Linked DNA regions of Homo sapiens: region 1 is linked to region 2. A link is an interaction called in ENCODE POLR2A ChIA-PET data of the cell type or tissue named here. Cell type or tissue: PC-9. All regions are shown on one strand. Links, peaks and the distances in the headings refer to the core of each region. The heading gives the core; the rest is flanking DNA.

Region 1 (7,706 bases), core at 1,259-5,258, 95 kb before region 2:
CTTCTTTCTCTCTACCAGTTCCTCTGTTCTCTCGTTCTTTAGCAGAAGACTTGATGACCTATTTAATCTAGAGTCTGGATCATCAGCAATTAAAACAAGCCAAAAAAGAAAAAAGATCATTTCCTTTTCCTTAAGCGGTCAGGAGCGCTCAGCCTTCAAACTGCATAATACAGTTGGGGCAAAAATTGTGGCAGGTAGGCAAAGAAAGGGAAGCAACTACAAAACAGCTCAGCTTTGATCCTAACACAGTTTTAGCCTCCACAGCCTGCTACATGCGTAATAGCAAGACTTGGCTTCCCGTGAAACAAGATCACCTGCTCTAAATGCCTTAGGCTTTATACCATTTACAGAGTCTCTCAGTCCTGGGTTTCATTCTTATTTAAATGTAAGTTCTTTCTCTTCCCTTTTCTCTCTCCCAAGTTCCTGCTCCCTCAGACTCCTGTCTCCGGGGTCCACCACACAGGAGGAAAGAATTATTTAAAAGCAGAGCCTCTTTACCTAAAGAGGTCATACTTCTCTTTAGGATGATTTTAACCTTTCTTCTCCAGACCAGGCTCTGGTCTTTGGCTTTGCACAACCAAAAGACCTTTAGAAAGATTTTTCTCTCCTCTGAAAGAGCAATTTTCTCCCAAAGATGAATTCTTCTGCTAGCCCTTTTAGCAATGAGCACACGTAGCAATATGTTTGTGTCTCCACCACGTTTTATTTCTAATGTTATTATTATTATTTTGAATAGCTAATACATATATCTAGTTTAAAATTCAAAAGCAACAAAAGGATATACACAGAAAAATCTCCTTTTGCCCTGCCTGCCAGCTACCTAGTATTCTCCCCAGGGGTGACCAGTGTTACCAGTTTCTTATATACCCTTACAAAAGTATTTTACGTAAGTACAAGCAAATACATATATCTTCATTTTATTTATTTATTTGTTTGTTTATTTATTTTGAGACAGAGTCTCTCTCTGTCGCCCAGGCTGGAGTCAGTGGCGTGATCTCGGCTCACTGCAAGCTCTGCCCCCTGGGTTCACACCATTCTCCTCCCTCAGCCTCCCGAGTAGCTGGGACTACAGGCGCCCGCCACCACGCCCGGCTAATTTTTTGTATTTTTAGTAGAGACAGGGTTTCACCGTATTAGCCAGGATGGTCTCCATCTCCTCACCTTGTGATCTGCCCACCTCGGCCTCCCAAAGTGCTGGTAGTACAGGTGTGAACCACCGCACCCGGCCATTTATTTATTTTTGAGACAGGGTCTCGCTATGTCACCCAGTCTAGAGTGCAGTGGCACAACAGTCACTGCATCCTCAACTTCCTGGGCTCAAGTGATCCTTCCACCTAGTCCCTGGGTATCTGGGAGTAGGCGTGCGCCACGATGCCTGGCTAATTTTTGTATTTTTTATAGAGACGGGATATTACTGTGTTTCCCAGGCTGGTCTCAAATTCCTGGCCTCAAGTGGTCCTCCCACCTCAGTCTCCCAAAGTGCTGAGATTATGGGCATAAGCCACCATGCCTAGCTCATGTATCTATTCTTTCCCCTCTTTATTTTTAACACATATGCTGATATTCCATACACATAAAAATATAGATATAGCTTGAGAATGCCCCCATTTTACTACATAAGGATTTCCACTTTCTTTGTTTATAATGGAATGGCATTCTACTGTATGCATGTATTATGATTTATTTAAATAAATTTATTTAAATAATCTTCTTTTGGTGAACCTTTAGGTGATTTCCATTATTTTGCTATTGCAAGCAATGATTAATAACTTGTAAATATGCCATTTTGCCCATTTGAGTACATCTGTAGGAAAAATTCCTGGGGGTGGAACTGCTGGATCATAGAGAATAGCGGTTCCAATTGTCCTTTTTCATCTTGCATCAATTTACACTCTAACTAGACATCAAGAAATTCTGTTTTCCCACACAGTGCTTTACATGATTTCCAGAAAAATCCTTCTGGGGTCATGAGGGAATTGTTTGGAGGGAGAGGACTTAGAGATACCTATGAGAGAGATGGTGAGTTCTCGGTAAAGTGGGGCTGGGGGAGATCTACTCTCTTCGGGGGTCAAATGAGCCTTTTTAGAGGAAGATATTTTGAATTGGGTCTTAAGAAATCAAGAGCTCACCAAGTAAGAGCGGGAGGGGAAGGCTATGTGCCTGTGCTGGCTTTTCTTGGGAGTTTAATCTGTTTAATCTGAAGAGATTTTCTTTTTTTGAGAAGAAAAACATTGTATGCCTGAGGATATACCTTGCAGAAATTACCTATAGGAGTAAGGAGCCAAAAGAAAACGTGATGTATATATGCACTTGAATATTATTTAGCCATTAAAAAGAATGAAATTTTGTCATTTGCAGCAACATGGGTGGAACTGAAAGTCATTATGTTAAGTGAAATAAGCCAGGCACAGAAAGACAAATACTGCATGTTCCCACTCATCTGTGAGAGTGAAAACCATGGGTCTCGAGGATGTAGAAAGTAGAATTGTGGCTGGGGAGGGTAAGGAGGAAGAGAGGATGAAGAGAAGTTGGCTGAAGGCTACAAAAATGCAGTCAGATAAAATAAATAAGTTCTAGGCTGGGCTCGGTGGCTTATGCCTGTAATCCCAGCACTTTGGGAGGCTGAGGCAGGTGGATCACCTGAGGTCAGGAGTTCGAGACCAGTCTGGCCAACGTGGTGAAACCCCATCTCTACTAAAAATACAACAACAAAAAAAAAATTAGCTGGCCGTGGTGGCGGAAATCTGTAGTCCCAGCTACTCAGGAGGCTGAGACAGGAGAATCGCTTGAACCCAGAAGGTAGAGGCTGCAGTGAGCCAAGATCGTGCCACTGCACTCCAGCCTGGGCAAAACAGAATGAGACTCCATCTCAAAAAAAGAAAAAGAAAAAAAGGAATAAGTTCTAGAATTTGATAGTACAGTAAATTATAATTAACAATAATTTATTGTATATTTCAAAATAGCTAGAACAGAAGATTTGTAATGTTCCCAACACAAAAAAGAGAAATGTTTGAGGCAATAGAGATCCAAATTACCCTGATTCAATCATTACACATTGTATATGCATGTGTCAAAATATCATTTGTACCCCAAAATATGTACAACTATTATTTATCAATTAAAAAAAAGAGTAAGAAACAGGAAATCATTTGATAAAGGTCAAGTAATCATTATATATATACTCTACGGAAAAGAAAAGTATGATAATTAATAGTAACTATAATAATAGTAGCTATAATTTATTAAGACCTACCATGTGTCAGGCATTAGGTTAAATATTACACATACATTTTAAAAAGCCCATTTAATCCACATACCAATTCTCTGCATAAGGCACTATAATTTCCAGTTTGCAAATGAGAAAATCGGGAATCAAAGATGATAAGTAACTTCCCAAAGTTAACCTAATAAGGAATTTTCAGAGCCAGGCTTCCACGAAGGTATGTGACCCCTGAAACCTGTACTCTTACTTGCTAGAATAACCCCTTCCATTAGCTCATTGAACTCTCAAGAATTCTAGGGGAGGTTCCCTGGAGATGAAGTGATTACAGGTGAGAAAACTGAGGCTCACCCAGATGTGGTGGCTCCCGTCTGTAATCCCAGCACTTTGAGAGGCCAAGGCAGGCAGATCACTTGAGGTCAGGAGTTCGAGACCAGCCTGGCCAACATGGCGAAACCCCATCTCTACTAAAGATAGAAAAATTAGGTGGGTGTGTTGGTGTGCACCTGTAATCTCAGCTACTCAGGAGGCTGAGGCAGGAGAATCACTTGAACCTGGGATGTGGAAGTTGCAGTGAGCCAAGATTGCGTCACTGCACTCCAGCCTGGGTAACAGAGTGAGACCCTGTCTCAAAACAAAACAAAAAAATGAAACAAAACAAAAAGCCAGAGGCTCAGGAGGTTAAATGACTTGTTCAGAAAAAGTATAAAGAACATATGGCAACATGGAAAAATGTTTGCTTAATAATGTAAGGAGGAAAAAATGATAGTCTATAATTGCTTAAATGTGATGATCACAACTGTGTAAAAATAGAAACATCTGTGGGTGTGCTGACTACCCATCCGGAGTATTCTAGGGCAGTCCTCGGTTTACAGTGTCAGACTGTTGTCAGTCCTATATCTGGTGCTATGCTCTGATTTCAGGGAACTTGGGGAAATATGGCTACTTTACTTAAAGATAAGGACTGTATTGAATGAGAGGCTGAGGCAGGCGGATTACTTGAGGCCACGAGTTCAAGGCCAAGGCCATCCTGGCCAACGTGGTGAAACCCTGTCTCTACTAAAAATACAAATATTAGCTGGGCGTGGTGGTGTGTGCCTGTAATCTCAGCTACTCAGGAGGCTGAGGCATGAGAATTGCTTGAACCCAGGAGGAGGAGGTTGCAGTGAGCCGGGATTGCACCACTGCACTCCAGCCTGGGCGACAGAGTGAGACTCCTTATCAGAAAAAAAAAAAAAACTATATTGAAGATATTTAAGTAGTTACTGATTTTTTTTTAAATATGAAACTTGGAAAGACTAAGGGGTGATATCTGATACAAATCTAGAAGATTGCAGAAGCAGACATTTTGAGAAGGTATCTTAGCCTTACTAATTAACGTAAATTGATATCAACATCTTGCCTACTCGTTAAAAGGCTACTCCAGTTATTGGATTTCTGTGGTGATTGTTTTTTAAAGGTTAGCCTTGACCAATTCTATTACAAGTTTTTTTTTTTTCCCAGCAGCATAAGTGAGCAGAATCAAGAGAAGAGACTGATATTTATTTCAAATAGTAAAAGTAAAAAATATCAATTAGTTTCTTCAGAAAGGTTACTTGGAATTTCTTTATTTGATCATCTGTTCATCCTGCCTTCATGTTAGTTCATCTCTTTATTCATTTCATTCATCCATTCATTCATTCAACATTTACTAGTCTCCTAATGTATACCAAGTTCTGTGTTGGGCACTGGGAGCACAATAGTGAACAAGACTTGGTCCCTGCCCATGAGGGATTCACTGATAGAGCTAGAAACATAAACAGGTAAGTATACCACAGTGTGATAAGTGTCAGTGCAATTCATTCAATTCAGTGTGTATTGAGGGTCTGATCTGTCCAGGGTGCTGTGCTGGGCATTTTCACAGGAAGCAGAGATTGAGATATCTGGCCCTGCCCTCAGGGAGCTCGAAGTCTAGTGTGGGAGATGGTAAACAACCCAGTAATGAAATCATTACAAATAACCATCACTTACAAGGGAATTAAGCAGAGTTCTGGAGTGGAGAATAACGAGACAGGGGAGCCTATTTCAGCAGAATGGTCCAGAAAGTACTATGATGGAGGCATGTGCAAGGAACTGTGAAACCACGGAGGGGCTGCTAATGTAATACACCCTGGAGGAGACAGGGAAGGCTTTGCAAGGAGGGTCCTCTAAAACTGAGCCTGAAAAAATAAAGGAGAGTTAAACAGGGGGAAAGTATTAGGACACGCAGTCCCAAGAAAGAGAGCTGGGGTGCCAAGGTTTGAAGGTTTTGGGGTGATACAAAGCATGACCTGACAGGAACCAGCAGGATTCTGTGGCATAGGGGCATGGGGTTCAGGTGGGAAGGGGATGAGATGAGGCTGGAGGGTTAAAGCAAGGCCAGATCATGTGTGGCCACCAACGCCAGGCTAAAGAAGCTCAGAGCTTGTCTGGATTAGTGATAAAAAGTAGAGCTTAAGAGCCGTGACTGTTGGCACCGGGGATTCCCAGAGCCTTTCGTGGGTCTCATGAAGCCAGACTGCATCTGCTGTATTAATATTTTATGCCATGATCAAGTAGTATACTTTAAAAGAGAGATCACAGCTTGCTGCTGAAGATTTAACTGCTTTTCTTCTTCAGCTCTAGGGAAAAACAGGCTTGAAAGTCTTTCTGGGGTACTTCACCTTAAACTGTTTAAAGGCTCCTCCCCCATCCCTACAGGGGGACATGTAGGGCATCTGGAGACAAGAAAGAGGGACAGGTATACAAACAAATTTGATATAAGATTTCTAGCCAGCTAAGACTTTGGAGAATGGCTGTGTGAGAAGCTGAGCGTGAGTCTGGACTAAGCACAGAGGAAGCTGGACAGCTCCCTGAGACCCCAAGGGGGCTCACCTAGAGACCTGGATCTGCAGGGTCATCTGGCTGAGGTCAAGGTCAAAGCAGCAAGACTGCGCCAGGGAGAAAGCAAAACTCTAGACTGCCTGCTTGGTGTGGCAGGATGAACCCCTTCTCGCTGGGACTGCCTCAGCCTCAGAATTTGGGGAGCATTCAGGAGGAGAGGAAATCTCCATCGGGGAAACGTGCTTCTTGCTCATTAGGTATTGATTTCTCAAGTTGGTGGTTTTGGTTTGAGAAAAAATTAAGTGAAGTGATTGCATTTGCACTGTGCATTTTTGAAGACATTCTTATAAATTCCAGATGTAAAGTAAGACAACCTAGAGTGACTTGACCTAAGAGCTAACGTTTTGAAAGGCAATTGAATGGATCTTATGAGACAAATGCTCTCTGGTTCTCCCTGGGACAGGAAACCTGTGCTGGGGCTAGTGCAGCACAACCAGGGGCTGGAAAAGCTCCTGGTTTTATGAGCCAGGTATAATCTCTCTTGGAGTTACTTTGTTCTATTGTCCCAGTTTGCCGATGACACAATGGAGACTCAGAGGAGTGGATGACTTGCCCAGGGTCATTTGCAAGGTAGAGGAGACACGGGGTGGAACTCGGATGTTCTACTTCCCTGGGCAAAGCTATTAGAACTTCACAGCAAAGTCTGCTACTGCTGACAACAGTGATGAGAGAGGAGAAAAACCAGGAAAAAGAAACAGAAGTGCAAAAGAACAGGGAGAAGGGAATGTAAGAAGGAGAAAGTGGAAGGGGAGGAGGAGAAAGGAGGGAGATCAACTTTGGACTGAAACTTTAATCCAATCATCAGTTTTTTTGTTTGTTTGTCTGTTTGTTTGTTTTAAGTTTCTCTAAATTCCTAAGAAGGTAATGCATTGCTGGCCCGATTGTGTTTCAACTCCAAGAAACAGCACAACATTTGAAAAGCCCATTGTTCGGTGTTGTGATAATATAACTCTCTGTAAATGGTGCAGTCCACTGTACAAAGTACTGCCCCCTCCCATCCCACTGGTGGCCTGCGGGGACAGCTGAATGCCTTCTGGTCCGCTGAGCCCAGAAGAGTGGGGCTGGGCTTTCAGAAACAGCTGGGCTGATTCATCTAGAACAAAAGCCAGCTCTTCCTGCTAAATCCCTGGCAGGCATGGGCTGTTAGGGCTGTGGGCCCCTGTGCCCCTCCACAGGAAACGTCTTGATTTTGCTCCAACAGTGTCAGTCTCCTGTGTGAGCCTGCGACAGCTTCCTCCTGCCCAGTGCCTTCATTCAGCCTGGCATGCTCCCAGCCCCACATGAAAGGCAGTGGCTTTGGAGCAAAACCTGGGTTCCAGTCCCAGCTCTGCCATTCCCTAGTTGTGAAATGTAAATAAGAGATTTCACCTTGCTGTGCCTCAGTTTCTCGATCTATGAACTGGGAGTGAGAGTAGTTCCAATCTGAGAAATTTTCGTCAGCTTTGGAGGAGATAATGCCCAGAGCAGGCATCCATGAATATGGTTTCCTCCCGTTTTTTATAAGACCCATCCATCTTGCCATATGGCTTGGTCTCCCGTAACTCAGTGGATGTACCCTGTATCCCTGACACACTGGCTCAAGCTC
Region 2 (7,706 bases), core at 1,195-5,194:
GAATCCAGAGTTATAGCACTTTATCTTTTTTGAATAAGCTATGCTTAACTGAATATCTGTTACTCAAGAAAGACTGGAAAGCACAACAGTTATAATTCATGGGACTCACACACAGAATAAAGCTTTAGGAATACCTACACTATCTTGCAGAATAGCCTCTGTTCTAAACAAAAAGGTTATTACTGATTCTGGAAAAAAATACACACTGAAGAAAATTTTAAAAAAATGTACGCATGAGTGTTATGAACTCATGAACTGCTAATGTGAAAAATGTCCCCTCCTGCCAAATTTGAAAAATTTTACTATGAAGAAAAAAAAACGGTCACAGACCCCCACAACTTGAATTAATAAAAGGTTCTCAAACAACCATTGACTCTTTGCTTCATTTTTCAGCTTCTGGGGGGTAACAGCATTGACGTACTCCCCACCTGCATGTTGTGTGCAATTTCTTCTCTGTCAGAGAGGATCTGAGAAAGATTCTTGGTGCCCAGAACATTCCTCAGAGTAGTTTGTGCCAAAAGACGGGTTGCTGAGTCAGCGTTGGTGATATTTGCCACAGCCAGGGTTGCATTCTGAACGCGGTAATAGACCACACCATCCACGCTAATTGTCACTGAATCCTTTGTGAGGATCTACAAGATGAAGGAAGCAATTTTACATCTGTCAACGACTTTTTTTTAACATAACTGTAAGGAATGTTATTCTACAGAATATCTTATAACACTAGCTGATTTTCTTTAGTAAGGCATCAGAAAGTTAATTATATCTTTTAAAATTTAATAAAATAAATTATTCAAGTCCATTAATTCATTCAATCATACAAATAATATTGAGATATCACTCAACAGCAGGCACTGTACTAGGTACCAGGGATTAAGGTAGGAAAAAAACTTGGTTCCTCCTTTGAAGGAGGTTAGGGAATCAAAGGAAACTCTTAGGGGCAGCTGTGGGTGGCAGGGGTGATACCTGAATTGAATCTTGAAGAAAGGAATACAATTTTTCTGAGGGTGTTGGGTGGAGTGGAAGAATATTCAAGAGAGAGGCACTAGAGAGTCAAGGTTTGATAAACTACAAGTTCCACAATATTACTGGAACAAAAAGTGCATGGGGAATGTTTTTAAAGGGCAAGGTCAGCATCAAAACATATTTTACAGCATGCTACATAAAAATGCTAAACATGACATATTTTTGTTTTAAGCTAAGAAGTTATCTGAGTGAGAGGCTCCAGGAAAATAGTTACATCCATCACTTAAAACTCACTGGGACTCAGTTTTCTCATTTGTAAAGTAGAGATTAATTATAGTACCTACTTTGCATTCTTGCTAGAATTAATGCGTTAAATACATTCAAGTGCTCAGAAAAGTTCCTGGCACGTAAGAGCTGTCTTATTATTTCATCTTGGATAATGGTGGTAACTTTACTGAATAAAACACTGACTTGATTAACTGTAATAAGTTAATTTAGATAATAATAAACAAGCCAGCTGGGCATGATGGCATACACCTGTAGTTTCAGCCACTCAGGAGGCTGAGGCAGGAAGATTGCTCCAGCCTGGGAATTCCAGCCTCTCTCACTAACAACATCAGGCTGGCACCTTTCTACTGATCATTTAAATGTCCTTCTCTCTGTGAAACTTTCTTGGCTTACTTGGCAGAGTTAAGCACTCTTCCCTTGCACATCCACTGCACCTTACTGTAGTGACATTATTTATTCACATTTCTACTTCTCTCTTAGACTATGAATTTCTTCAGGGCAATTCTTTGTAACTCTAACACTGGCAGAGTGCTTGAAACATAGCGGGTAGTCAATAAATGAGAGAGGAGCTGAACTGAAATGTGGTCCTGAGAACAGTGACCGATGAGGAACACAGCAGTGAGAGTTAGGAGACCTGAACTGAGTCCCATCTCTGCCTTCAGGTCCCTGGATGGCCTCTAGCAAGGTTTTTAACCCATTTGACCAACAGATTCCTCATTTGTGAGATGGCGCTAATAATACTGCCTAATTCTATCCAAATTTCTGTGAAGATCAAATAAGAACATACTTGTGAATGAAGCCCTTTTGAAAGAGTAAACAGCTATGAAAATGGAAGGTAATAATAACAATGTTGTAACATGGCTGTTTAGCCCTGCCAGACATCAAAGCAGTGATCCTTTTTTAGTAATCTCAAAATACTTCTAACATGGAAGAGAAGTGGAGGATTTATAAATAAATGTACAGTGTATTACCATCTTGTATGAAAACTAATTATTTCCCATGACATGATGGGAAAATGTGTGTCATTCCCAAATTCTTGCCACTTTGACTTTGCCACAGCTTCTTTCTAAAGCTACAGCTTCTCTGCCTACTGTTTATCATCGGCAAGGGTTTATCTCCCTTCACAGAAACTTCACAGGGGATCAGAAAAAGGATTGCTGCCAAGTTCCAATCTGCTTTGCATTCAGCAGCTTGCAGAATAGGAGAGGGCCACTGGAAAGCAGAAGCTTAAACAGCAACTCTGCCAGATGTCTGTAATGTTTATAGTGGAAAATGCCAGAATGTCCAGCTACCCTGAAGGGCTCCTTCTGAGACTCAATCTTCCTTAGACGATGGGAAAACACACAGAGAATACAGTGATACTCTCAGTCTTGTTCTTATGAGTAAAATGTGGGCAAAATGATTCCTGGCATCACTAACTTTGGGTGGATTATAAAGTCTGACCCCACCCACTTCTTGGATCAGTACCAACAAGGAAGTTCCTAAGCTGGTTTCTGGTATTTGTGACATGAGAAGGCAACATGGCCAGGCTCCATCACCATGCTGAGTATCTGGCCTTTGGCCAGGAAACACTGACAGCATTCTTCTGTCCTTCCCCCTTCATGATGTTTTCAGGTTTTCTGTATGCAACGGTTATTAAGTCTCCTAAGGACATGGTTCCCAGGATGGCCATCACTTTTTCGGGGGCTATGAGGGAGCTCATGTACAATGCATTTAGCATGGAGCTGTGGAAAAAACAGCACTATACAAAGAATCCGAAGAGCTCAATTTTAGTCTTGGCTCTGCCACTGTAATCTGGAGGAATTCCTTTGTTTCACTGCAACTATATACTTTCTAGGGATTCTGCCATGAGTTTCATCTATGATAATACTTGTGAAGTAGTTTGAAAAGGCACAAAATAATCACTAGTATAAAATATTATGTTTTATCTAAAATGCCCAACAAGCAGTTTCTAATTCTTTGGTTTCTAACCAATTTATCTAGAATAAAACCTTAAGAAAAAAAATAATGAACTAATAGGGTTTTCTATCAGAAACCCATAGAAGAGAAATGTGGTAGTAAAAATGTTGATAGTAATAACAATGATGATATTATTATACTTACATTAGCATTACACTATGTTTTGTAATAATCATTCCTCGGTATCTGTGGGAGATTGATTCTAGGACCCTCAGAGGATACCAAAATCCAAGGATGCTCAAGTCTCTTATATACAGTGGCACAATATTTGCATATAACTTATGCACATCCTCCTTTATACATTAAATCCTTTCTGAAGTACTTATAATACTTAACACAATGTAAATACTACATAAATAGTTGCTATACTACACCGTTTTTAAAAATTTGTATTATTGTATCATTGTCAATTGCTTTTTTCCCTAAATATTTTTGATCCATGGAGCCAACCGTATAATCTATGTACATTTTCCTGTACACTTTAAATCATCTCTAGATTACTTCTATTATCCAATACAATACCTACACATCACTTTATTCATGTGGATTCAATGCCATGCTTGATGCATGGCAAATTCAAGTTTTGCTTTTTGGAACTTTGTGGAGTTTTTTCCTAATATTTTCAGTCTGCGGTTGGCTGAATCCCTGTATGCAAAACCCATGCATGCAAAGGGCCAACTGTAATAGTAACAGTAAGAACTTATATAGCACTTACTATTTGTCAGCCATTGCTCTAAGCACTTGGCACATATATCTCACTTCTCAGAACCACCTTATACAGTAGTTCTTACTATTACAAATGTCTATTTTCTGGATGAGGAAACTGAGGCACAGAAAAGTTAAAGAACTTGCTTAAGGTCACTGAGCTAGAAATGCTGAAGGCAGTCAAGGTCTAAAGCCTGTGCTCTGGCAGGGAACGGTGGCTCATGCCTGTAATCCCAGCACTTTAGGAGGCCAGAACGGATCACCTGAGGTCAGGAGTTCGAGACCAGCCTGGCCAACATGGCAAAATCCCGTGTCTACTAAAAATACAAAAAAATTAGCCGGGCGTGGTGGCGCACATCTATAGTCTCAGCTACTCGGGAGGCTGAGGCACGAGAATCACTTGAACCCAGGCGGCGGAGGTTGCAGTGAGCTGAGATCACACTACTGCACTTCAGCCTGGGTGACAGAGCAAGATTCCAATTAAAACAAACAAACAAACAAACAAAAATTTAAAATAAATAAATAAATAAAGCCTACACTCTAACTATTCTGTCCCTCATTGTAAAGCACTTTCACATATGATACCTCAGTTATTCAAAGAAAACCTTACCTCCTGAGGAGGAATATCAAATGAAATAGTTCTCATGTCCACTTTGATGAAGCTGTCAGTGCATGGCAGAATAAAAAACAAACCTGCAACAAAGATACACACATTATACAGACACCAGCAACCTAATCAGTTCACTTCTCCATTCAGTTTTAAGAAAATCAACCTAGTGAACTGAAAAGTCACCAGTTCATCTTCGTGAATGAGCCAGAAGCCAGGAATGATAACTTTGATTCCTCTTGCTTACTTCCCACATTTGACTGTCTCCACTAAGGTCTGTGGAGTTCATTTCCTTAATCTACTGTTGCTATCACTCTTCTCCCCACCGCCCCACTGGGACCAATGCAATCGTTTCCCAGGCCATCTTTCTATTTTTTGTAGTTTCTCTCCTATAATCTATTTCCTAAGCTGCAAGCCGAGCAATCCCCCCTAAAATACAAACCCTCCCCCACGCATGGTCCTGCATAACCCGCCTTTGTTCCCCTCTTCAGCCACTTCCTCTCTCTTCACACCCTGCACTCTTGCTGGACTGATCTACTTGCAGTTTCTTGAATCTGCAATACTCTCCTCTTTGTTGCTTTGTGTATGTTGCTATTTCCGCCGCAAACACCTCCTGTTGGTTAACACCTTTTCAGACCTCAAGACTCAGTCAAGATGTAACTTCCAGAAAGCCTTGACTCAGCCTACGACTAGTTCAGATCAGTAACACTTCTCTGGTTTTCTCTTTTCTCACAGCTCTCTGTGAGTACTTGATCATAATACTTATCACATAGGATTGTAGCTATCTGTTTCCTTGTTGGTTCCTACCACTAGATAGGAAGATCCTTGAGGGTAGGGACTGTGTTTTAGTCTCCCTTGAATTCCCAGAACCTGGAACACAGTAGGAGCTTAATTGAAGTTTGCCAAATGAATGACTGAAAGTCTTTCTTTGGTAGAGATTCTCATGCTCAAACTTGTATAGCTGTACTGTTCTTGGCCTAGGTGGTAATCTTATCAGCTCAAATGGGAAGGGGAGGGGAAGGGTAGGAAGGAAAGGGTAACAAAAGATTGGCTAGAACCACTGCTATTGTTATACAACTCCTGCTACATGAACTCTTATCTAAGACAGAGTAGAAGAGGCCCTCATAAGGGAAATCACGTCAATAAAAAAATTTTAGACTGGGCACGGTGGCTCACGTCTGTAATCCTAGTGCTTTGGGAAGCTGGGGTGGGATGATTGCTTGAGGTCAGGAGTTCAAGGCTGCAGTGAGACATGAGCATGCCACTGTACTCCAGCCTGGGCGACGGAATGAAACCCTGTCTTTAAAAAAACAACTACCTAAAAATAAAAAAAATAAAAAGAACTTTAGTTTTCAGATAAACAATCTAGAATCCCAGTACTGACCAGGTCCTTTGGCTCCTCCTTGTAAAATGCGACCCAATCTAAAGATGATGGCTCTTTCATACTCTTTTATAATCTAGAATAAAAACATGAATAATAATTTAACATGAAGAGTACAAATATATACATGCATGGCTTCTTAAATATATATTTCTGCTCTAAACAGATTAGATGCCTCATCTTTTTTCTTTAGAACCAGATCATATCTATAAATCACATGTCCAATGTTTACCTTCTCAAAGCTTATTTATTATTTTCTTACTGATTACAAAAGCAATAGATATTCACTGTATAAATTTAGGAAGGACAGAATAGTATACAGAAACAAATCCATAACCTCACTCCTCAGCTGTTAACATTGTTATTCAGTTACTCATGCAGGCCAGGCACGGTGGCTCACGCCTGTAATTTCAGCATTTTGGAAGGCCGAGGTGGGCAGATCACGGAGGTTAGGAGTTCAAGACCAGCCTGGCCAACATGGTGAAACCCTGTTTCTACTAAAAATACAAAAATTATCCGGGTATGGTGGTGGGTGCCTATAATCCAAGCTACAAGGGAGGATGAGACAGGAGAATCACTTGAACCGAGATCGCACCACTGCACTCCAGCCTGGGCCACAAGGTGACTCCGTCTCAAAAAAAAAAAAAAAAAAATAATAATAATAATAATAATCCCAGCTACACGGGAGGCTGAGGCAGAAGAATCGCTTGAACCTGGGAGGCGGAGGTTGCAGTGAGCCGAGATCGCGCCACTGCACTCCAGCCTGGGCGACAGAGCAAGGCTCTGGCTCAAAAAAAAAAAAAAAAATTACTCATGCATTGTTAATTCAGAAACACAAAAAGCTGAAGTCTTCACAGTTTTTCTTCTGATTCCCTTAAGAATAAATTGATCTGAAAATGCTTGGAGCATATTTTATCTTCTTAGAAATATGTAAATAATAGTCATATATCAAAGTATTAACAACTTTGTAGAAAAAATAACGAGCACTGAGGGTATTTATGACGTGCCAGGCATTGTGATAAGTACATTTAGACACATAATTCATTTAATCCTCGCAACACTCCTATGAAGTAGGTACTGTTACTTTCTCCCATTTTACAGGTGAGGAAACAGCAAAGGTCACACAATAAACAGTAAAGCCAGCAGTCAAACCCTATCATCCTAACTCTGAAGAACTTGTTCTCTCAGAACCATCTCACATCCCTGGCCCCAGGAAATTTTTGATGGTGAAACTTACTTTAGCCCACGGGGAAGGGCAATGGCTGAAAAGAAGTTTTAAGGTTCCATTTTAATAGGTGGGTAGAAGAATAAATTTTCCAAAGAAAGATGAAGAAATAAGAATTATAAGAGAGAGAGACAGTCTGTTTCTTTCTCACATACACACAGGCACACACGAAGTAGGTTTATGGAGGTAGGAGTTGACCCCTTCCCAGAAGTGAATGAAATGTTCTTTACCTTTATGCACATCCATATTGAGATTGGGAAAGTTATAACGGTGAATAAGAATGAGAACGCCACCAAAATCCATCCGCAAGGTCCAAGGCCCTTACTGGGGCTGTCTGTTGAAAACAAAAAATATACAACTCTCACAACTGTTACTAGCATAATCACCACCATCTTCATCCTTACCATTCGCTGAATACCTATGTGCTTGGCACTACACCAGCTGTTTTACATGAATTTCCCCATCTAATCCTCATACAGCCCTGAAGTGTAAGTACTACTTTCCCTTATCTATGTGATGTCATAACACAAGTATATTTCCACATTACTCATTACTTTATTCAGCAAACATTTATT

The links. Peaks named below come from ENCODE experiments on the same cell type or tissue, not always from the same donor. Only the 100,000 strongest peaks of a DNase experiment are listed, where the experiment ranks them.
Region 1: POLR2A ChIA-PET joins it to region 2 with 5 read pairs; 4 of 35 experiments call an interaction of 5 or more read pairs at or near these places.

The regions. Positions count from the first base shown.
Region 1 is chr9:121,254,020-121,261,725 of GRCh38, forward strand. It overlaps a transcript of GSN not described here. Among named protein-coding and RNA genes, the nearest start is that of GSN, 10 kb to the right of the region's middle. RefSeq lists an enhancer at 7,288-7,706. In PC-9, for the core only: no CTCF peak of the experiment used is centred there; no DNase peak of the experiment used is centred there.
Region 2 is chr9:121,348,692-121,356,397 of GRCh38, forward strand. It overlaps STOM (stomatin), which reads right to left. Exons shown (of 7, transcript NM_004099.6): 2 at 7,362-7,465; 3 at 5,910-5,982; 4 at 4,529-4,611; 5 at 429-632. Among named protein-coding and RNA genes, the nearest start is that of STOM, 18 kb to the right of the region's middle. RefSeq lists an enhancer at 5,312-5,531. In PC-9, for the core only: no CTCF peak of the experiment used is centred there; a DNase peak (open chromatin) is centred at 2,740; H3K27ac peaks cover 365 bases.